Regions from separate parts of the Homo sapiens genome. Here regions 1 and 2 are each linked to region 3. A link is an interaction called in ENCODE POLR2A ChIA-PET data of the cell type or tissue named here. Cell type or tissue: MCF 10A. All regions are shown on one strand. Links, peaks and the distances in the headings refer to the core of each region. The heading gives the core; the rest is flanking DNA.

Region 1 (7,554 bases), core at 931-5,930, 74 kb before region 3:
TTTTCTTCATTTTCCTCTGGCCTGGAGCACAGACGTAAGGCCAGCAGTGAAGATGTCATTCTGTGACCTTGAGATAACAAGCATGAGGATAAAAGCCATGCATTGGGTAGGAAGACAGAAGGAGATATGAAATAACTGACATTGTGCATCAGTTACATTTCCTCTCATCTGCCTGTGTCTGGCTTCTTATTACATGAGGAAAATGAAACTTTTTAAAACTTACGCCACTGTTATAGAGTGCTTCTAACATATAAACAAAGCAATCTGAACTGATACCCTATTACAGGGCAGAGCTGGAATTTGAACCTAAATTTAATTTACTAAGGGCCTCCATCATCCTGTGTTTCCAGAGTGCACACAGTCTAGAAAAGCCTTGGACAAGGGGGTGAGTGTGGGCTGGTCTCTTCAGCCCATGGCTTGAGTACTATTAGCTACTTAGGCTGCTCTGGAGTTACGGTCTGGATCTCAGGTCAGAATCCAGGGAATTGGTTGGTTCTGATCTGTGAATTTTAGACAACTTACTGGTGAACCAGGGAAACCTGACTTAGGTTTCCTGGGATAGTTCTAGAATCACATTGCATTTCTTAATTCTGAGGCAGACCCGTATTACTATGGCAGCTCCAAGTGGAAATATTCCAGAATGAAGGACTTGCCAAGTAACCTGACAATTTTATTTTGATGCACATAGATGGTAAAGGTATTTCTTAGACATAAAGGGTCAGATCATAGATTGCAGTTAAACATTGAGGACTGAATACATGTTTATCTCCATTTCTTTTCTACTTTACTTCTCACACTCCACAAAAATGACAAAAGACAGAATTTTCTGAAAAGCAAAACTCTACATATTAAGTGTCAGAGAGGAGACAAAAACATATATGAAGTGTTAACATAATTTTGGGAACTAGAAAGTGGATGAATGTGTGGTAACTAATTCAGTAGAGCAGGAAAAGCTGAAATTAAAACGTTCAGTGGGGGAAAGCCAAGGAGAAGTTAGCTAATGTATGTTAATAATCTTAAAGAGGTGCCAGGCATGGTGGCTCACACCTATAATCCTAACATTTTGGGAAGCTGAGGAGGGAGGATCACCAGGAGTTAGAGACCAGCCTGGCAACAGAGCTAGACCCTGTCTCTACAAAAAATTACAAAACTAGCTGGGTGTGGTGGCATGCACCTGTAGTCCTAGCTACTCAGAAGGCTGAGGCAAGAAGATCACTTGAGCCCAGGTCAAAGCTGTAGTGAGCTATGGTTGTGCTACTGCACTCTATCCACCAGAGCAAGACTCTGTCTCAAAAAAAAGAAAATCTTAAAGAGTCTAGGAATTGGAGGCACTAGGTACCTCTGATGATGAAGGTGCACATGGGGCTAAAACACAGTACGATTAGCTGAAATTCTGTATTAGAAGTCGTAGACCCTGAGACCTTCTCCCTCATCCCTCATTCCGTGCATAGTACATGGCCATCCTACTTTTCCCTCTCCACCCTAAAAGGGTTGGTGGTTTTACTCTTTGAAAAAGTAGAAACAGAGAGTTCTGGCACAAGGACACAAAGCGCAGTTGAAGTTGGGAGTGCTGTAATAGAAATGGGAATTAAGTGGAAATCTACAATTCAGTGGTCGGATAATCTTACCTCACTCCAAACCTGTCTGGCACTTGGCTTCAAGAACACTGGCAGCCACTGGCAGCCAGTCTTACAACTTCTAGACAGAAGCCCAGTAGACTCCTATCTAGGGAAATTAACCAGCCTATGAGGAATGACTAACAGATCTTGGATTCCCCACAGCTGGGTTTCAGGCCAATCACTGCCGCTTGAGAGTCCTTATGAAAACACAGGGCTCCAAGTTAGGCTGTTAGTATCTTACTCTTCACAATGAAGGTACAGGTAAAGATTGCCACACATTTAAGGAAAGCCTCTAATATAAAATGCAGACTCCGAATAAATAAATACAGAGAAGAGAGAAAGTAGAAAATAAAAGCAACAGAACATTTAAAAAATCTCTAATATATTCTCAGAAATGTAAAAAAAAAAAAAAAAGGGGAGAACCTATGAGTTAAGAATAGGATGGCATAAAAATAAACATTTAGAAAATTAAAATAAAACTCTTATAAATTAGAAATATAGTAATAGGAATAATATTAAAGGGTGGGAAGGTTAGGTTAAAAACATCTTTCAAAAATAGAACAAAAGTAAAAAATATGAAAAATAGAAAAGAAAAAGATAAGAAAATAGGGATTCAGTCCAAAAGGTACAAGATCCAAATAACAGGAGTTACAGAAACGAGAAGAAAAAATAGAGTAGAGAACATCATAAAATTATCAATGAAATCATAAAAGAAACTTTCACAGAACTGAAGGACATGAACTTTCAGGTTGAAAGGCCCAGAAAATTCCCTGAACAATGGGTGCAAAAAGGGCCACAGCAGGGAACACCACTGTGAAATTTCAGAAAGCTAAAAATAAAAGAGATCCTAAATGTTTCCAAAAGTGGGAATTAGAATGGCAGTGGACTTTTTGGTGGCAACCTTGGAAGCAAGAAGAAAATGCATGAAGCGCTTCAAAATTCCTCCTGAAAGTTATTTACAGCCTAGAATCCTCTATTTGGTCAGACATGTGAACAGAATAAAGCTATTTTCATACATGCAAGGCCCCAAATTTTACTTCTCATGTACCCTTTCTCAGGCAGTGATCAGAGAATACATTCCACTGAAATGGGGACTAAACCAAGCCAGAGAAGACTTGGAATCCATGAACTGGGTCCCCACAGGATCAAGGTGAAGCAAAGGCTCGGGGTGCCGGCTCTGCAGCCATCCAGACAGGGGCCAAAGGATGCAGGACTCCAGAAGGAAGGATCCCAGAAAGAAAAAGAAATGGATTGATTACCTGATGTTTGCAAATGTATTGAGAGAAGATTCACCCTTCTGATGAAGACTCTGTGAATGATTTCAGGACAGGACCACAAAAAACTGAGCAAGGAAATAAGGAAACAGAGCCAGTAACTGCAGAAAAAGCAAAAGTGGCAACAGAAATGTCATCAAAGCCCAACATGCAGCTAGCTACAGTACACAAACACAAACACACACACACACACACACACACACACACAGAATGATGATTTCACCAAAAGTTGTGATATATCAATAAGTAGGAAGATGGAAGAAGAGGAAGCGTATCTGAGAGGCAGAAAGAGAACTGTGGGTAGGTCTCCCTGTTCCATGGTAGAAAGTCGATAAGTAGTATCTAAAACATAATAATCAAGAGATAACTGCAGAAACACGTTATTTAGAAGTACAGATTCATACTAGAAGAAGTAGCTAAAAATTTGTAAAGCTTTGGAGAGCAGAAATCAGGATGGCGATGATGCTTCCTATCATATAAGGCTTATGCCTTACAGAACTCTGTGATCTCAAGTTATGTAACTACTAGCTGGCTAAAGATACTGACTAAAAAACAAAACAGCCAACTAGTTATCCCTGAACACCTAATCAGACTGAAGGTGACTCGAGTGTGTTTAATTCCCTCAGGCTTTGGAAGCCATCCCGAGAGGGTTTCCTGTCACGGGGGACGATTTCAAAACTCCCAGCACTGCTTCCCACAGATCTGTGCCCAAGCTTCTCTTGATTTGTGGCTGCTGTGTAGATATGAACGAACTGTAATGAACTGTGTGGTTCAGATACTTTTTGGTACAGCTACGATAGCTGAAAGGTGGGTAACACCCTCCCCCCACCACCAAGACTTGGTAGGCAATGCTGATAATGTAGTTTCTGGGGCACACAGTGGCTGGGAGTTTTCTGGGGACCTTCCAAATCCTACCTGCATCTGAGCTTTGTGACCCTCCCTTTGGATTCTTGCCAAAATAGTCCAGCAACTGCTCTTCCTTCCCACACCCAGTAAAGAGCGTAGGGCTGGAGGAACCTGGGCAACGGAAGACAAAGGGAATTTTCTACAGAGAGTTTTATATGCTATTTCCATGGCTGTGCTATAGAAATGAAAGAGTATCATTAGGGTTTAGAGTCTAATGAGGCAGCATTAGATAGGCCAAGGAAAAGTCACTCTATGTAAAATATAATTATCTGGAGAAGAAAAGTGAGTGTACTTGGATTTAGACCACATGAGAGCCAAAACCTAATTTTGATGAGAAACTAAAATTCTGGCTATGCAAAAGGCAGACTAGGAAGCTAGAAAGCCCGACTTATGAATAAAAGACAAATAGGTCTGTTCTGGAACTTGGTGTCCACTTAGTATCCATAACATGGATGGTTTGTAAATTCAGGAATAAGGGAAGGTAAGATCCTGAAGTGTACTGTGCTTGCTAAAAGAAACTGTTTTCAGGAATGAATCATTTCTCTTACAACAGGTAAATATGGCCTGCTGAATAATAATAGCCCACATTCATTCAGAGCTTATTATGTGCTAGGCACTTTAAAGTGCTTTATAAATACTAGCTTATTTAATCCTTAAAACAATTTTATGAGATATGGACTATGACATTTGCGTGAGAGGTAAAAGTTTCTATTTTATAAAAGAAAAGACACAAAGAAATTAAGTAATTTGCTCAAGATTACAGATAATAACTGGCAGAAAGGAATTCAAATCTGGGCTCCAAAAGCCCAGGTTCTTAATAGATCTATCTCCATCAATTATAAAATTAATACAATGATCAGTATGCAGAGGCCTAGGCAGAATAAGATATTCTGCATTCATGGTGCATTTTTTAAAGGTACTACTACTACTACTTTGTGTTTAGTATATACTTCAGATTCCAGTTCAGGTTTCCAGAACTCAACTGGGACAAAGTTAAAAGTTTTAGTTCAAAACTGAAGTTTCCTCTGAAGACGAGTTTCAGAAATCAGATCCTGGCTCCCTGCCTTGCCTACAATTCATCTTAGACCTCAGGAGATAAACACCAGCTTGAGCAGTAACACAGCAACAATACGGACGACGATGAGCATAATAAATAATACTTCTAACGCTTGAACCCTTGTGCTACCAGGAAAAAAAATAAAACACTCATTGTGTCGAATGGTAGAAATATCACATCTGTGCATATATTCACCCCAGCTCCAATATAATTCTAAGACTGCCAAGCTCTGAGACCTAGAAATGGTGAGTCAGTCAGGAGGGGAGGAAGAGAGGGGAGTGCGAAGATAAAAATAGAGATGTTGATTGCATTGTTACTAATTCAGTTTAGCTCCAACAGCCCAGCGTGGTGAGTCAACAGCAGTGACAAGACACAAAGAAGAAAGAAGCACCGTGCTCTGAGGGGCTGAGCGGAGGGGATGCAGACGGTCACATCAGTAACTTCATGCCAAAATGAAACCCGCAGCATCGAGGCTGTGGTGTGAGTTCAAAAACAAACAAGTGAAAGTGCCGAGGGATAAAATGGGCTGAAATCGATGAGCAGCAGTGCGGCCGACCCTCTGGTAAAAAGCTGCCTTTTGTAAGAATCCCCTGATTGTGGGGGATGGGGCCTGCAGATCGTGAGCTTAGAGGCCAACTTACACCATTCGAACAGAGTATTGTTTTCTCTGGGGTATAAGGCTTACTGTGATTCCAGACGTGTCGCCATGGCAGCGGTGGGGGAGGGAGAGAGGAAAGGAGGAACAGACGGGGGTCACCAAGGTCCTAATTCTCATGCAAGGGCCCCCACGGCTCAGCCCTGTCTCCCTGAGAAGTCCAGTGTTGTGCTGCATCTTCTTTCAAGACACCACTGATGTCAATCCAGTTCAATTTAATAGATCTCGAGTGCCTACTAAGTGTAGGTCTTTCACTTCTAATTAACATTAGCATCTGTTAAAATACCTAACCTCTGCTTGGTTCTAGAAAACTAAAAGGGAGAAAAAGACCTAGATTCCACGCTCTCAACATTTATCTTGTCCTATTCCCAGACTGTGTGGCTATACAGGTTAAAGATACATAGCCACACGGAGGGAATATAATGAATGGATGTATGTGAATGTGCTAGTCATTCCTAAATGCTAACTTTATATTACAATTAGAAAGAATGAGAGTCCTTTTGCATTCTTAGAGTCTACTGTGATGGTCTTCCTCCTTCTAGTTTGTCGCCTGTGTACAACACAGGCTAGGTGCTAGGCGACCCTTCTGAAACATACCTCTGCCATGATGTCACTCTGACTACCTTCAATGGTGATCCAACACCATTAGCTTGGAAATCAAGATCTGCCATAGCTGGTTCTGATCCTATCTACCAGTCTTCCTCTTCTGTTGTTCAAATGCTTCTATGTACTTAGAAGGGTGTAATAGGTAGAGTGAATGGATGGATGGATGGATGAATCATAAAACAGACAAACAAACATCAAAAAACTCACTTCCATCTCCATTTGTTGGCTCAGGGGTCACCATATCTCCCCTTCGAGAATAATTTTTTTTCCGTGGCTTTCATCCATGCAAATTCTGCCAGGGTCTAGGTTATACCTCAAAATCCATATGATCCAAATGAAACCCATGACCTCCACCTTCTGTATGTCAGTGACTGGGACCACTGTCGTCAATCTGGTTTCATAAGCCAGAAACCTAGGTTCCATCCCCATTTCCAAATATTGCCAAAGCCCTTTCACTGTCACCTCCTCCATATATATCACCTCCCTCTGTTTACATGTCCTATCCCTCCATTCAGTGATTTTTCAGATCAGAGGACTGAAGTCACCTCCAAATGAATCTCTTCACATCTACTCCCCTCCATCAGTTTTCTATGCCGGGTTAGGGGGATGCTTTAAAATGATCCTATCACACTCCTCCTTGAAACTCTTCAGTGACTTTCCACAGCTCTCAGGAGAGTGGGCAGAATCTTACCACCAACGCTGAAGCCATCTGACCAGTATGTCTTCCAGCTTTGCCCCACCCCACTTTCCTCTGGCTCTCTGCACTGGCCTCCTGGCAGCTCCACCTGCTCACTGTGTTCCTCCCAGCCTTGGGGACTCACTTACTGCTTCTTGTAGTTATGACTTCTTGTAGCTGGAATGCTCTGCCTCAGCACCATCCCCAGCTCATCTCATCTGCTGGTATAGTGGTTTTCAAACTTGAGGGTCTATCACAATTGCCTGGTGGGTTTGTTAAAATGCCACAATACTGGGCACCACTCCTGAGAATTTCTGATACTGTAGGCCTGAGGTGGGACCTGATCATTTACAATTCTAACAAGTCCCCAGGTGATGCTGATCCTGCTAGTCCTAGAACCACGCTTGGAGAATCACTGCCCCGGCTACCGTCTATTGGTTTTCCGGATCTCTGAGAAACCTTCCTTGACTGGCACCTCCCTCACTAGGCTAGCTTAGACATGCTCATGGCTGTCTACACATTTCCTTCACAGCACCTGTCCTCATCATGGGCTGTAATTATGTATCTGTGTGATTATTTCATTAATGTCTGTTTTTGTGGTTAAACTCCTGTGCCTGTGGTTAGGCAGCATCTCTGTTTTCTGTCCCCAGTGTTTACTAAGTACTTTGCCACATAGTGTGTGCTCATAAATATTTGCTAAAGCAGGACTAATCTCTTCCATGAGATTTTTTCTAACTAATTGAGGTCATATCACAATTCCT
Region 2 (7,554 bases), core at 931-5,930, 150 kb before region 3:
TTTTCCAGAAAAATTTTTACTGTGGGTTTGGAGAGGTGTTTACAATAAATTCATAGCAGAGCTCCAAAAGGGCCCACCCCATCTAATATCCTCTGTCTCAGCAGATTATTGAAGAAGATTGGATTAAAAGGTTTGTTTTGTGATGTGTGATGGTTGTGTCCCCAAGATGATTGAGTTTGAGGCAGAGTTCATCAATTTAGGAGGCTTATCACTGAAGCAGCAATAACTTGGGGCCCAATGCGAAGGCTGCTAAATGGGTCCAGCAAAGCTCTTGGTTCAGCTTCTAGAAAGGAACAGTGTACATTGGGGGAACCCCACAGGCCTGGGTAGAAACTCAGCTCCACCATGGGCCCAGTGACTGGCACATAACAAACAGCTTGTGGTTGTTATTCTTACTGCCGAAACCTCTTGATCATGCAGGGCATCCTTCAGGGTGAGGGAAGTGCTGTGTTTCTGGTGCTAGCTTTAGCTCCTAAAATAAAGGGGAACAAGACTTGTCATGGTCAGGCCAGGCATGGTGGCTCACGCCTGTAATCCCAGCACTTTGAGAGGCTAAGGCGGGTGGATCACCTGAGGTCAGGAGATCAAGACCAGCCTGGCCAACATGGTGAAACCCCATCTCTACTAAAATACAAAAATTAGCTGGGCTTGGTGGCGTGTGCCTGTAGTCCCAGTTACTCAGGAGGCTGAGGCAGGAGAATTGCTTGAACCTGGGAGGCGGAGGTTGCAGTGAGCCGAGATTGCACCACTGCACTCCAGCCTGGGCACAATACAGCGACACTCTGTCTCAAACAAACAAAAAAAAGGTCTTGGTCCCCATTATTTTAGGAGCTAAATGCTTAATTGATAGGGCAATTACTTAAAAAATATACATTTTGCCGATTCCTTCCTCTGCTGCCCAATTGCTGGGGAACATTTGAAAAACAATGCAGAAAAGTATAGATAGAAAAAAAGGTACAGAGAAAAAAAAATGCAGAAAAGTATAGATAGAAAAAAAGTATACAGAAAAAAGCTAACACTCATTTTTTACACTCAAAGGTAACCACTGTTAATATTTTGATGTGTTTTTATATTTCCTCCTAGTTTTATCCCAGATGCAATAACATATTTTTATGCTTATGATCATGGTATATACACAATTACACACACCTACTGATTCTTAACTAAGTAACATGGGAGAGGTAGAAGCTTCTAACTTTCCAAGTGCTTCCAAGTGATCATTTCCTGGCAGGATGATATCCTTATGGCATCCTTCCTGGCAAGGCTTTTAAGCTCCTTTGGGACCAAGACTATGAGTCTTCCCAGTATCCAGCACAGAGCTAGGGCCACAGCTGCAGCAAAATACAGATTTACTGAACTCAACTGACTAATTGGCTGGGATGAATTCTAGCCTAAACCAACATCAGGTATAACTGGAGATGACAAAATGATGGCCCTATAATGGACAGCTTCTCCGAGCTCCTGAGCTGACCCTCTGCTGAATGTTAAAGAAAGGGTTAAAGTTGGCAGTCCAGTGCTAAATGTGAGAATGCCACCAGCCACAGGAAGGTCAGCCTTTCAAGGCCCTTTTTTGCAGGGATAAAAGCAACAAAAATACCATTTGTCCTTATCAGTGCTTTGAACATAGTTACCATAAGTCCCTCCAATGGAAACACAACTTTGAGAGTTATGCTTTTCGTCTGCCTTTGATGTAAGTTATAGAGTCCTTTTGATCCCTTTCTTGTGATTAATTCCACCACCAAAGCAATTCTACATTGGTTAAAAGTTCATTAGTGTACAACAATAGAAGCTTGATTAAATAAATTATGGTACATCCATACCATGAATACTAGGCAGCCAATAAAAATCATGCCTCCTTAGACTATCTAATCACATAGGAAAAAGCTTACCATATATAGTTAAGAAAGGCAGGGGAGGAAAGCAGTTTTTTTTTTTTTTTCTTTTATGTCCTCAGGTGTTAAAACTAAAAAAAAAAAAAGAAAAAAGCAGTTTCTAAAAACACTAGCCACTGGATAGTCTTGTTAGACAAGAATTATAAGGGATTTTTATTTTTATACTTTTTCAAATTTTATATTATGAATATATATTACTTTTAGTATTATTTTTAAAAGCTTGTTAAGAATAAGGCTAAACTATTATGGAATGAAATGTAGAGTTCAAGAGGGGCCCAGGTTATGTCTGGGACCTGGACTATTTCTCCCTGAGCCCACCTTACGCTCTAGAGGGTGTAACAGACATGCTTAAGTGGCAGGTCCCCTTTTAAAACCTGTACATGGCTTCCACAACTGGGCTTGGATACAGGTTCAGCAACTAGGTCGGCTTTACATTGCTGCCACAAAGAGCTCCTAAGTCCCAGAGGAAGGGTACTGACCATCTTCCAAGAATTCTTTGGTCTACCTGGACAAGCCTGCTCTCTGTGGCACCACCCAGCTCTCTGTGGCTTTTCTCTGTCTTAGGCTTGAAGCCACAGTGCATGGCCAGAACCAGCCAGACCTTTGGAGTTCAAGAACTCGAGAGGTGGGTGAAAACTGCCATTGCCTCCACAGACTGTCTTCTCCGTGGAAAGAAGACCTGAGTCACCAGGGCTGGGAAACCTGCACCACTGAGACGAGCACAGCCTCTGCCGGCATGCAAGTGGCCGCTGTCAGGACACATGGACTGAAAGTGGTTTGTCAGCTGCTCCATTAGGTTTTTTTTACCCATATGTTTGCTACCTTTCTTTCCTTGATTTAAAAATAGGGAGGGGGAGCAGTCTCAGCTGTCTTCAGCTGCTAGGGAGATTTTTTTCCCCCTCCTGAGCTACTGTTTCCCCCAACCCGAGCCTTTCTCTCTTATTGTACCCACCCTTTCTGATGAAGTCATCAAAGCAAAGATTGCATAACTGATGCATAGGCCTATCTTGTGTTATACTGGGAGACAGGCCAATGTTTCCATTAATAGACAAGAGCACCACCACGCTGCCAAATGGAGCTCTCTGCTGCAACCACTACAAGACAGGAAGAAGGGAAGGGAAGGGAAGCTGAGTGCTCAGGGCATGCTGTGGAGGGAAGGCGAGGGCACTTCCCGCCGTCATCTCCAGAACCGCCACAGCCTTGGGAGGGGGGCTGAGAGAGATCAGTGCTGACTGCCTGAGAAGAGGCCTTCCACAAGCTGCCTTTCTGGTGTCCCCATGTTCTTCCTTCCTTCCTTCCAGAGGCCGTGAGAGGGAGGGCCCGTGTCAGCCTGCTCTGCCGGTTTCCCGACTGCTGAACCTGTCTGTGGGAAGCTGGGTTTGACTATGTGATGCTGAGGCTCTGAGAGGAGGGCTACCCTTTTCCCCACCCTCGGCCCCCATTCCTATGAGTAGAAGCCTGCCCAGCTGCGGTGGTGGGGTTTGAGGAGGCTAGGACTTAGAGCAGGGAAAAACAAGGAAGCAGAATGAAAAACAGAAACACTTAGAAATCTGGGATTGGTACTTCTCCTTATGTAAAGATTGTGGCTGACGACCAGCTTCTTAGAGGAAGCAAGTCTAGGAGAAGGGCTCATACCTGGTCCGTGAGGGCCTATGGGGGATCAGGGCATAAGACCACCTGACCCTGGGCCTTGCATCCACAAGAACCTTGAGTTTAGATTTTTAGACATATTCTTCGAACAAGGTTTTACATATATAGTCACTGAGAAATCCTGAGAGGATTGAAAAATAGCATCTATTTTACAGCTTTAAATTGTGCCCTGAGCTGAGCGTGGTGGCTCATGCCTGTAATCCCAGCACTTTGGGAGGCTGAGGTGGGAGGATTGCTTGAGTTCAGTTCAGGACCAGCCTGGGCAACAGCAAGACCTCATCTCTACTAAAAATAAAAAAATTAGCTGGGCATGGTGGTGTGCACCTGTAGTCCCAATTACTCAGGAGGCTGAGGTGGGAGGATCGCTTGAGCCTGGGAGGTTGAGGCTGCAGTGAGCTGTGATTGTGCCACTGCACTCCAGCTTGGGTGACAGAGTGAGACCCTGTCTCAAAAAAAATTCTGCCCTGTTATTAGATCGGGCTGCTCTAAGTCCATTATCAATTAACATTCTTTATATGTCCTGTGTTTATCTTGTGCACGGTATAATTGCCCTATGCTGTATTTTTTAAAATAAAAACATTGCATTTTTAAAACGCCCTATTGTCATTTCTTCATTTTGTAAATATACCTGGGCACTCCAAAAAATAGAAATGGCTCAGGTATTTTCTTAACCTTGAAAGACTTGGAGACACACGGGCATAAAAATAAGTTTTAGAAAGAATATAGCACTCAAAGAGGTCTAACACAGCCCTTGACTCCACGCCACACATACACATGGTAACCTGGATAAAGGAATCTGGAAACAATGAGAAATCATCCTCTCTACAGATCTTAAACTTTTCTTTTCTTTTCTTTTTTTTTTTTTTTTTGAGAGAGAGTCTCGCTCTGTCAGCCAGGCTGAAGTGCAGTGGCACAATCTCGGCTCACTGCAACCTCCGCCTCCCGGGCTCAAGCAATTCTTCTGCCTCAGCCTCCCTAGTAGCTGGGATTACAGGCGTGTGCCACCACGCCCGGCTAATTTTTGTATTTTTAGTAGAGGCAGGGTTTCACCGTGTTGGCCAGGCTGGTCTCAAACTCCTGACCCCAGGTAATCTGCCCGCCTTGGCCTCCCAAAGTGCTGGGACTACAGGCGAGAGCCACCGCACCTGGCCGTCTTAAACTTTTCACTCTTTAATCAGAACTCTTCTTGGGAAGCATGATTCAGCAGTGCTTGGCTTATAGTAGGCGCTCATAAAGGTTTGCTCTTAGTATCGTCCCTATTAATAATGAGGAAGTTAGAAACTTTAGGTGGGGCCTATATTTTCAGCTCAGATTTTGTTGGTTCTTAACGGTCACATCAGTTCCTCAGCTGTGTAAAGGAAAACATCCCTGTTTACAAATGACCACTTTTGCTTAGGATAAAAGTTAAGTTGGTAGCTAAATATGAAATGAGACCCTAGAATAAACATTCTTTATACGTCTTGTGTTTATCCTGTGCACAGTATAATTGCCCTTGGGAAGTTGATGGGAAACTTTTAGTGAGGAATAAATCCACCTTTTTGACTATAACAATAGAGGCCTTCAAAGATGGAGGTTATGCACCAAGTATTTTTTGCCACCTATCCCTTCTAAAAGCATAAATATTTTTGCTTAAACATCTGGGATGTAGCACCAGTTTCCTAATTTCTTTCCACCAGAAACTGAAGCCAAGTCTGACCTCCTTACCATGATATCCCCTCAAATGCCCACTACCACCCCCTCATTTTTCCCCAAAAGCTTTCTGGGGTAATTTCTCCTCTAGCTAGTTGACTTCATACCCACCTTCACTCTGCTTCCCAGATCCAGGCAGGCTGCTTTACAGCATAACCACGATTCACATATACACGTCTCCACCTAAAGTTACACGCCTCCTTTAAGAGCTGCTGCAACCATTACCACTTCTCTCCAAGGTGACTGCTTGTGGGAGGATAACAGCAGAACAGGAGGGGCAGGGTGATTAATGCTGGAGTAGGACAGGGAGATCTAACCTGCTGTTCAGGAGACTTCTCAACCTGAGAAAGCTTCCCGGACACTAGGGATCCTGTTTCTGGTCTTCCTTCCCTTTGGACCATTTCTCTGATAGACACCGTTTCTTGTACTTTGGCCCAAATAATTACTTTCCCCTTTGTGTTTCTGTTTCCCTTTATCCTCTCCCCCATTTTAAGAATACACAATTTCTCAATCAGCAATTATTAAACCTTTCTCAAGTCAACCAAACCTTTTCTGGAAGCTGACACTAAATATACATGGCTGTAAACTTGCTGAGGAGTGGAGGAGGGGTGAGTGGGGATGACAAACCTGGAAACTGAACTTGAAATCTGTCTCAGATCCCAAGGATACCACACGGGGAAAAGCCAGCCAGTGTGAGATTCCTTTCTTTATTTTCCTTAGGTTCTCAGGGGATAATTTGTACTGAAGGTTACTTTCTATAGAAAGCCTTGAGAACACTACCTCTTAATCATATTTAGAAGCATATAAAAAAGGTCGACAAGGCCAATCTTGATTTCTTTTTTCTTTGATGTAGTCACAGAGAATTTTGAAGGAAAGATGGGGTCTCTGAGTCCCCATTAATAAATAAAAGTAAGTCCTCATGTACATTCATGTACAGGGTGCTGAGAGCTCACATGTGGAGGGGCCATCCCTATGGCCATAGAGTCCTGCCATGGTCATTGTCACTAACAGTTGTCACTGCTGTAGCAGGGTCCCAGTCACTCTTAGTACCTCTCAGAGGTTTCTTGGGGACACAGCCCAAATATATCCTGTAGTCAGATGCACAAACACCTTGGGTAGGAACCTAGAGAGGTCTGGAATACTCTGATTCACCTTCTGCTAAGAGACTTAGATAAGGAAGGCTGACTAGGTCAGTTAAATTGATTGCCAGGGTGGCTGACCTAATAGAGGTTCAGGGATCTGGTTTGAGAACATGGAGCCTCAGACCCTTCCCTTCAAGCTGTGCAGCATTGCATATCCTTAGTGTCATTTTCAGTCTCAGCTTCCAGATCTTAGAGTTGATTTTTCTTAAAGAACACTCACAGCTAAAACAAACAAATAAAACAAATAAGCAAACAACCCACTTGCTTAATATGATATACCACCCCCCAGGAGCATGGGTTGTGGTTATAGCTTTGCTTGGGATTTTATGTGGAGTAAGTCACTGCATGGCTAACATGCAAATATTGCTCAGAAAACAAGTATACCTCCCCCTGAAGTCTGAGCACTAGAACACAATGTGTGGCGTGTATATTTTGCTATTAAAGTTTGCTTTCAATTTGAATATGCATCCCACTTTTTGAAAAACTTTTATTGCTCAAGGAGTCTGCACAGGCCCAGTACCCCAGCACAATGGCAGGGGCTATGGTGGGACTCTCAGACTCTCACTGCAGTGCAGCCACGGCCCCTGTCCTGGAGGGAGACTGAAATCCTAGTGCAGAGACAAGGTGCACTTCACGGAAAAGCTCAAAGATGACACCAGCTGGTCAAGAGGCAAGCTGTGTGGCGTGTGTTCTGTTTCCATTCGATTTCCATAGAGCCAGGCTGACCAGACCCGGGATGGGCAGAGTGGTGGCATGGCGTAGAAATAGGCCCAAATGTGGATACAAGGCACATGAGTTCTAGGCAGTGTTTGACCTGGGGCAAGTCACTGAACATTTCTAAGCTTCAGTATTCTCCTTTATGAAATGAGGAAGCCAGTCCAGGTAATCTCCAAGGTTTCTACTCGCTCTAACATTTCTCTGGTTCCACTTGGAAAGAGCTTCATGGATTAGCAGGGACTTGACTGAGAGCCTTGATGGAAGTGTAGATTTGGATTTGAGTGAGAAGAGAAGGAAGGAAGGAGAGCGGCCACCTGCAAGGAGGGAGGTGGCCACCCAAAGTTGGGGTGTTTGCTGGGATGTGTGAGAGGAAAGCTTCACAGGGTGGGACTGGCCATGGACAGATCTGCATGCAGGCAGATCCAGCCGACTCGACCACCGTCCATCAGGAGCCACAGCAGGTT
Region 3 (7,554 bases), core at 1,303-6,302:
ACATATTTTAAAAATTGGAGAACATGTAGTGTATATTTCAAATAGTTACAAGTGAGGACTTGAAACGTTCCCATCACATAGAAATAATAAATACTCAGGCCGGGTGCGGTGGCTCACGCCTGTAATCCCAGCACTATGGGAAGCCAAGGCAGGAAGATCGCTTCAGTTCAGTGGTTGGACACTAGACTGGGCAACATAGTGAGACCTTGTCTCTACTGAAAATTAAAAAAAAAAAATTAGCCAGGTATGGTGGCACATGCCTGTAGTCCCAGCTGCTTGGGGTATGAGGTGGGAAGATGGCTTGAGTCCAGGAATTCAAAGCTGCAGTGAGCTATGATAGTGCCACTACACTCCAGTCTGGGCAACAAAGTGAGACTCTTTCTCAAAAAAAGAAAGAAAGAAAGAATAAATACAGTGATGGATGCCCTAAATACCCTGACTTGATCATTACATATTCTATGCCTGTAACAAAATATCACATGTACCCCATAAATATGTGTAAATATTATGTATTAATGTTTAAAAAGTGAAGCTGGTAAGAAGAAAATTAGAGACAATCTGGGAGGTTTAGTCCATGATGAATAGAAGTTCCAGAAGGTTTTAAAACAAAAAAAAAAGTAGGCCGGGCGCCGTGGCTCACACCTGTAATCCCAGTAATTTGGGAGGCTGAGGCGGGCGGATCACGAGGTCAGGAGATCGAGACCATCCTGGCTAACACGGTGAAACCCTGTCTCTACTAAACATACAAAAAAAAAAAAAAAATTAGCCAGGCGTGCCGGCAGGCGCCTGTAGTCCCAGCTACTCGGGAGGCTGAGGCAGGAGAATGGCGTGAACCCGGGAGGTGGAGTTTGCAGTGAGCAGAGATCGCGCCACTGCACTCCAGCCTGGGCGACAGGGCAAGACTCCGTCTCAAAAAAAAAAAAAAAAAAAAAAAAAGAAAGAGAAAAAAAGTAAAGGGAATAAAGAAATAATATAAGAACAAAGAAATAATATAAGAACATATCTCAGAGAAGATTCAAAAACTTTTAATGGTAAAAAATGTTATTGCTACTTTCACTGTCACTAATTTAGCTAAAATTTTCTAGGAATGAGAACATGGTAAAGGGATTAGGAGACAGAATGGAAAAGAAACTGAGTGTGGGAGGCAGGTTTTAGGACTACTCACTAAAGCAGGGATTCACAACTAATATATGTCAATGAATAGCAAATAATGATATTGTCTCAATCCAACTGGCAAATCAATTCAACTAAGAATTTTTTTAAAAAAAGAATTAACGAAGGGTAAACTTTTTTAAGTAGGGAGTTTCCCTTCCTTAAAAAAGTATTTTCCCAGAGGGTAGAATTAATACACATGTATGATAGAAAGTTTAGAAAATTCAGTTAAATATAAAGAGGAAAACAATAATCACTCATAATTTTTCCAGCCAGAAATAAATATCATTCCTAACATTTTAGGAATTCAGTATTTAGAATTCCTAAAATAACATTTTAGTTATTCAGTATTTTTCTACACATATTAAAAGTCACAATTTGGATTGTAACATATAATTGTTTTATGATCTATTTTATTCATATTATGAGCATTTCCATATGATTAGTCATTCATTTATATCATGAATGTCATGTACGTATTTATTTTTCCAAAATACTTATTTTTGGATCAAAGTTTTCACTATCATAAGTAACACCATGAGCATAATCTTTGTTCAACCATCTGATCAAAAAGAATAATATGTAAATTCTGAGAAATGCAATTACTAGATAAAACACATTCAAAATTTTGAAATATCTTTTGTTTCTATTTTTGTTTCCCTGTTTTTTGAAATATACAGGAAGTAAGCGCATTCCTATTCATTTCTGAGATGGCATTTTATACAAATGTTCCAAATAAGTAAACATCTGTAAAAGACAATTTTCTTGAAATAAACGTGCCTAAAAGGCTTTGCTGCTGAAGTCATTCATTAAAACGAAATGTTGATCATGGTCATTGTGATCAACAAAGAATAAAGTGAGTTTTCACTAGCAATAGCAGAAAACGAAACTGAACTAAACCTATGTATAATTATATTTTATATCGTACCTGTAATTCGTGCTCGTATTTGTGGAATGTACCCGCATATAATGTAATGAACTATTCTGAGAACTATGTAAATACTGCTTCACAATCAGATAAAAACAAGAAATAAATGATATGTTTGCAGAAAGACATTCACATGTTTATATATGTATTTTGAAGCTCGTTTCAAACAGTGGTGAGTTAATATTTCATTAAAAAGCACGCTTTTACCTGATGAGATTTTGTGAGGTTAAGAAGTGATTATTCTAATGAGGACTCACAAAAGAACATTCTGTCCACACTGAAAATACTTCGTGAGACGAGAGAAGAGAGGAGGAGCACACAGATTTAATCCAGAAAAACATCACTTTGCTTCTTCAGCTGACTGAGCTCTTTCAAAACATGACCTCTGCAGCTACCAGCTTCAGTGACACATAGTTAGGCAGGCATAAGGACCTCAAAGAAGTACCCTTAAAACTCATGTTCCCGCAAAGACAGGAACTTGTCCCAAGTTGGCACATTTTGAAAGACATTTAGTGGGGGTGAGGATAGGTGCATCATTGCACTCACATGTCTGCAGAGCCTGTGAACTGGAATTAATTATTCATCTTTGGTCTGGCTTGAAGGAAATACTCTACTGTAGCTAGTGTAAGAACAGCGAATGTAGAAGCACAATTTGTATTAACAACAGACCATTCTGACAGCTTGTGATCTCATAAACCTTCTGACACGCCTGGGCTACTACAAACATTCATGTATATTGCCTATATTTCTGCCTGCTTCAGAACTTAATCTGGAGTATATAAAATGCTGTTATCTCCCCAATGGTATATATTCTTAATGAAACTAAGATAATATATAGAAGTTCACATTTCAATGATATTTTTCTAGTAGCTACTGATTGCAGTCAATGTAAACCAAGTTATACTTTTATTTATCCAGACGGAATCTTTAGAGCCGGCTGGCATGTGCAGACAAGAAGCCACTGTGAGGTTTGGGGGTTGTAAGGCTGAGGACAAGAATGAAGCCACAGAGCTCAGGCCTGTCTCTGCAGGCCAGCACCACCTCCAGCCCTGCAGCTCCATCAAGCTTGGGGTTTCGGGGGTGGGGTGGGGCACTCCAGGAGCTACAAGATGCAAATAACCAAGTGAGGCAAGATCTGCCTGCGTTATTTCCCAGTGCTTCTAAAGTACTCAACTGTGGACACCTACCCAAGCACTAGTTAGAACCTGTTTAGACATGAGGGCCTCTAAAGCAAAGACTTTTCTGCAAATTCTCCAAGTAAAATGACCATGTCTGCATCCTGGAAGAATTGAGGCACAGCACAGCAACTGGCAGTAAGATGATCTCTCTTGAATTCATCCATGTAGGGCAGGGGGAGTCGCTTTAATGGGCATTTCCCCACTCTCTCCTTCAGGGTAGAACAAATGTTATATTAAAGGAGCTTTGGCTGTTTGCCACTGGTCAGGATGAAGAGACTGAAAAGCTTGTCAATGACTATTCACTTCCCGACTGGTTGCTGCTCATTTTTTACCATGCATACCAAGAGCCCAACCTCCCATGAAGGAGGACAGTGGGAAAGTAGAGACTTTAATACAGCACTAAGATATATTCACCATCACATTTTCCTGAAATAGAGCTGATTGTATCAGAGAGGTTTCATTGCACTCCCAAGTAAGAAGACTGAACCAGCTTCTAACTGTTGCTAGTCTAGCAGCAAGTGTTTAAACATTATAAGGTCCTACAAAAATCTACCCTCCACTTCACTTTGAAAATCCAGAAAGCTCTCCTATATTTGAATATCAACAAGCCAAATTTCCCATTATTCATAATTCAGTAGGACAGCTGAAGGCTGCTCAGGGCCTTATAAAACTGTTGTAGACAGCCCTGAATGTCCCCTGCTTCCCACCACCCAGAGCCTGGGATCATGCAAGCTGGGAGAGAAGCTACAGAGGTAGTGCCGTGTTTGGTGGAGTGACCTCTGCAGCCTCCCTCCCTCAGAGTGAGAATTTTATGTAATTCTTATCTGCAGTTGGGAATAAAAGAAGTTTGATTCCTAGACACTGAAATACACGAAAGTTTATCATGCCACCCTTTTCCATTTCTTAGGAGAAATGGAAAAAGAACACTCCAAACCTGGCCACTACCTGAGGATGTGTAAAGAGGTTTTCTGCAGGCAATTAGACCCCACTACAGTGGAAGCTTGTAGAACATCACACATCGACAGTCTGAAATGCACCACAAGAACTGCTCGAAGAGTGTGTCACTTTCACACTTACCTGACCGTGGGATGGAAGTGCAGCGTAAGCCATGGGCTGATTCATCACTCCTTTCTGCTTCATGAGAAGCAGGCGTTTCTGGTCTTCGCTCAGGTGTGCCCTGGGGGCCTGGAGCTGTGGAGGTGGCGGCTGCTGCTGCTGCTGCTGCTGCTGTTGCTGTTGCTGCTGCTGTTGCTGCTGCTGGATATACGGCATCAAGGGGTTTTTGTTGGGGTTGGCCACTGGTGGTGTCATCCTCTGACTCAGGTCTGCATTGAAGTGGGTCAGGGGTTTAGTGTTGCCATAAGTCAGAATATTGTGCTGTTTGTTTAAGGAGTTTGTACCCAAGTTATTTGGCTGCTGATTGATCATATTCATGTGATTCTGAGGGAGGTAGTTATTCATTGTTGTCTTCTGCAGGTTGTTTGCCATTGGAGGCACTATAGGGTTTTGGTTGTTAAAGGCTTGGGGGTACATCATTGGGCTATTTGGTTTTTCTGCAGTAAAAGCTGCTCCATATGGACTAGAGGGAGGTCCTAAGGGAGACCAATTTGAAGTCTGATTTGAGTGCTGTTGCTGCTGCTGCTGCTGCTGCTGCTGCTGCTGCTGCTGCTGCTGCTGCTGCTGCTGCTGTTGCTGTTGCTGTTTCTGCTGCATGAGTTTGGCCCTTTGTTGCTGCTGTGCAGCCATCTGTTTGAGCTGTTCTGCTGGAGACATGTCAGAGCTGGGCACAGCCACAGGCCCTGACGCTGAACCGGCCACTGTCACTGCTGCCGGATTCAGGAGATAACCATTTCCAGGCCGAGGTGGAGCTTGGCCTGGAGTGTGGGCTTGGTTTGGAGTTTGAGGGGACTGGACAGCACAGTTTGCTGGTGAGCTTGCAGGGTTTGGAGCTGCGGGAGTGCTGGCAACAGAAGGTAAACTAGTGGCCGTGGAGACAGTAGAAAAGGGAGGACCAGAAGAAGAAGGCCTCGCCTGGGGAGATCCCATGGAGACATGTGCGAAGGGAGAGTGAGAGGGGTCGCTCTTCACGCTCGCACTCTCCTGGGAGAGAGGGGTCTCAGTTGCTGGCTGCGAGAATTCTGGCTCCTTCTTCTCTTCAAAGTCTTCGTTGAACAGGTCCTGTATGTCATCCTCAGGAACCGTGTTGGCCAATTCATCTATTAATTCTTGCCACTCCTGATCATTCAGATTAATGTCTGAGAACAGCTTGTTCTGATTTGAAAGAGATGTTTCTGATGTGTCTATGCAAGTAGGGTCATCGAGAGGTTCTTGTTTGAGGTCTTTGCTCTGCAAGATGGTGAAGCTATCCTCCAGGTCACTGCAACCGTTGACAGGAAGTTTAATCTCAGGGAGCCTACCATTCTTACTTAGATCTTCTAGAAGCCCAGGAGTGTGAGTTCCACTGTTCTGCAAGGGCAAAGAAGGTTTCAGGTCAAGTTGGTGAAGAGGAGAAGCTGAAGGCAGTGGCATGTTACTGGGCAAATTGTTGATGGCTTCCATCCCCGCAGAAATGTCCTTTCGAATTCGTTTGCTAGTCGGAGAAAAATTCCCATCACAAGCACCATTCTGCTGGTCTCCATTAAGTGGTGATCGAGCTCCTTCCAACTTCCTTTTCACAGTCTCTTGTAGCTGGAAAAGAAACAGGAAAGAGGATGACTAAACCTCCAAGTCATATTTTACTCTTTAAGGATTGAGATGTGCATTGCGATGAACTAACTTTTAAGTGGTTTACGACACACAGGAAAGAAGTCATACTTATAATTTCAAAATCAGGCAACGCTGCAATTCAAATTGTATGGGAAAAGGTTTTATCTAAAAGCAGAGCTCACAGGGCTAAGAGATAGAAAACAAACAAAAGATTGAAGGGTGGGAAACAAAAGAAAAGAGATAGTTAATAAGGGCAATACTCTCAGCAAGGAAGAATAATCTGTTATTATTTTCTTTCTTTTTTTGTTTTTGAGATGGAGTCTTGCTCTGTTGCCCAGGCTGGAGTGCAGTGGTGCTATCTTGGTTCACTGAGACCTTCACCTCCCAGGTTCAAGCGATTCTGCTGCCTCAGCCTCCAGAGTAGCTAGGATACAGGCACGCGTCACCATGCCTGGCTAATTTTTGTATTTTTTGTAGAGATGGGGTTTCACCCTGTTGGCTAGGCTGATCTGGAACTCCTGGCCTCAAGTGATCAGCCTGCCTCAGCCTTCCTAAGTGCTGGGATTACAAGTGTGAGCCACCATGAATGCTAGACATGAGACTTGGACCAAAATGTAACATACTTGAAAACGATGTTAATACCTATCCCAAATTCTTGCCACAACTTAAATGAGAACATCAAGGAATTAAATCAACATTTAAAAAAAATGCTAAAATAAAAACTTCTAAGAATATGGAATTTAACACATGTACTAAATAGCATAGAATTGAAAGTTAATGTTTAATGCAATCCCAAACTTACTTTAAGTTCTTATGTGACCTCACCTTTCAGAACCTTTTGATAGGCTCACTCTTTTCTAAAAGCACGTTTCCACCGGTTTCCACAACATCACACTCTTCTCAATTTCCTCCTTTCTCCCTTTACCAGCTCTTTCTCAATCTCTTATGTAGTCTTTCTTTTTCCTAAACGATGGGATTCTTCAATGTTTTGTCTTAAGCTTTTTTTCTCCTTCTGCTCACTCTACATTCTTTCTTAGACAACTTCATCGATTACAACAGCTTCAACTATCTTCTCTAGGCTGACGGCCCCAAAAGATGCTCATCTTCCCAGGCTCACAAAACTGGGCTGGGTACATTGTTTTGGGGTCGTCAGCCTAGAGAAGATAGTTGAAGCAGGCTCATTGGATTAGTGCTCAGCTCCACTAAATCCAATGTTCTCCTGCTGGATATTTCATGGACATCTAAAACTCAACATGTCTCAACACTGAGCTTATTATCCTTTGTTACCCAAACCAGATCCTCATCACTGTTCCCCATCTCAGTATCTATCCATTTATTCAAGTCAGATACTTGAGCATTTTTCTTGAAACCTCCCACGTCAGCAATCACCAAGTCCTATGGATTCCACCTCCAAAATATAACTAATATGCCCCCTCATCTCCTTCCTCCCTTACTGTTACTGTCCTTGGCCAGGATACCATTATCTCTTACTAGATTGTTGCAGCCATCTTCTAACTCGTCTTTTACGCTTTGCCTCCATTCATTTGCTCTTTAGTCTATTTTTTTATTTACTGTTTTGTGTTCCCTGAA

What was found. Peaks named below come from ENCODE experiments on the same cell type or tissue, not always from the same donor. Only the 100,000 strongest peaks of a DNase experiment are listed, where the experiment ranks them.
Region 1: POLR2A ChIA-PET joins it to region 3 with 18 read pairs; 4 of 35 experiments call an interaction of 5 or more read pairs at or near these places.
Region 2: POLR2A ChIA-PET joins it to region 3 with 13 read pairs; 3 of 35 experiments call an interaction of 5 or more read pairs at or near these places.

What each region holds. Positions count from the first base shown.
Region 1 is chr4:139,810,956-139,818,509 of GRCh38, forward strand. All of the region lies in intron 2 of MAML3 (mastermind like transcriptional coactivator 3), which reads right to left. Among named protein-coding and RNA genes, the nearest start is that of MGST2, 150 kb to the left of the region's middle. RefSeq lists enhancers at 4,798-5,367, 5,368-5,935. In MCF 10A, for the core only: no CTCF peak of the experiment used is centred there; DNase peaks (open chromatin) are centred at 3,546, 3,846 and 5,146.
Region 2 is chr4:139,737,756-139,745,309 of GRCh38, forward strand. All of the region lies in intron 2 of MAML3 (mastermind like transcriptional coactivator 3), which reads right to left. It also overlaps a transcript of MGST2 not described here. Among named protein-coding and RNA genes, the nearest start is that of MGST2, 76 kb to the left of the region's middle. RefSeq lists an enhancer at 2,691-3,191. In MCF 10A, for the core only: a CTCF peak has its summit at 2,914; a DNase peak (open chromatin) is centred at 2,926.
Region 3 is chr4:139,885,022-139,892,575 of GRCh38, forward strand. MAML3 (mastermind like transcriptional coactivator 3) reads right to left here. Exons shown (of 5, transcript NM_018717.5): 2 at 4,336-5,946. Among named protein-coding and RNA genes, the nearest start is that of MGST2, 220 kb to the left of the region's middle. RefSeq lists an enhancer at 3,026-3,165. In MCF 10A, for the core only: no CTCF peak of the experiment used is centred there; DNase peaks (open chromatin) are centred at 3,230, 3,510, 4,390 and 5,990.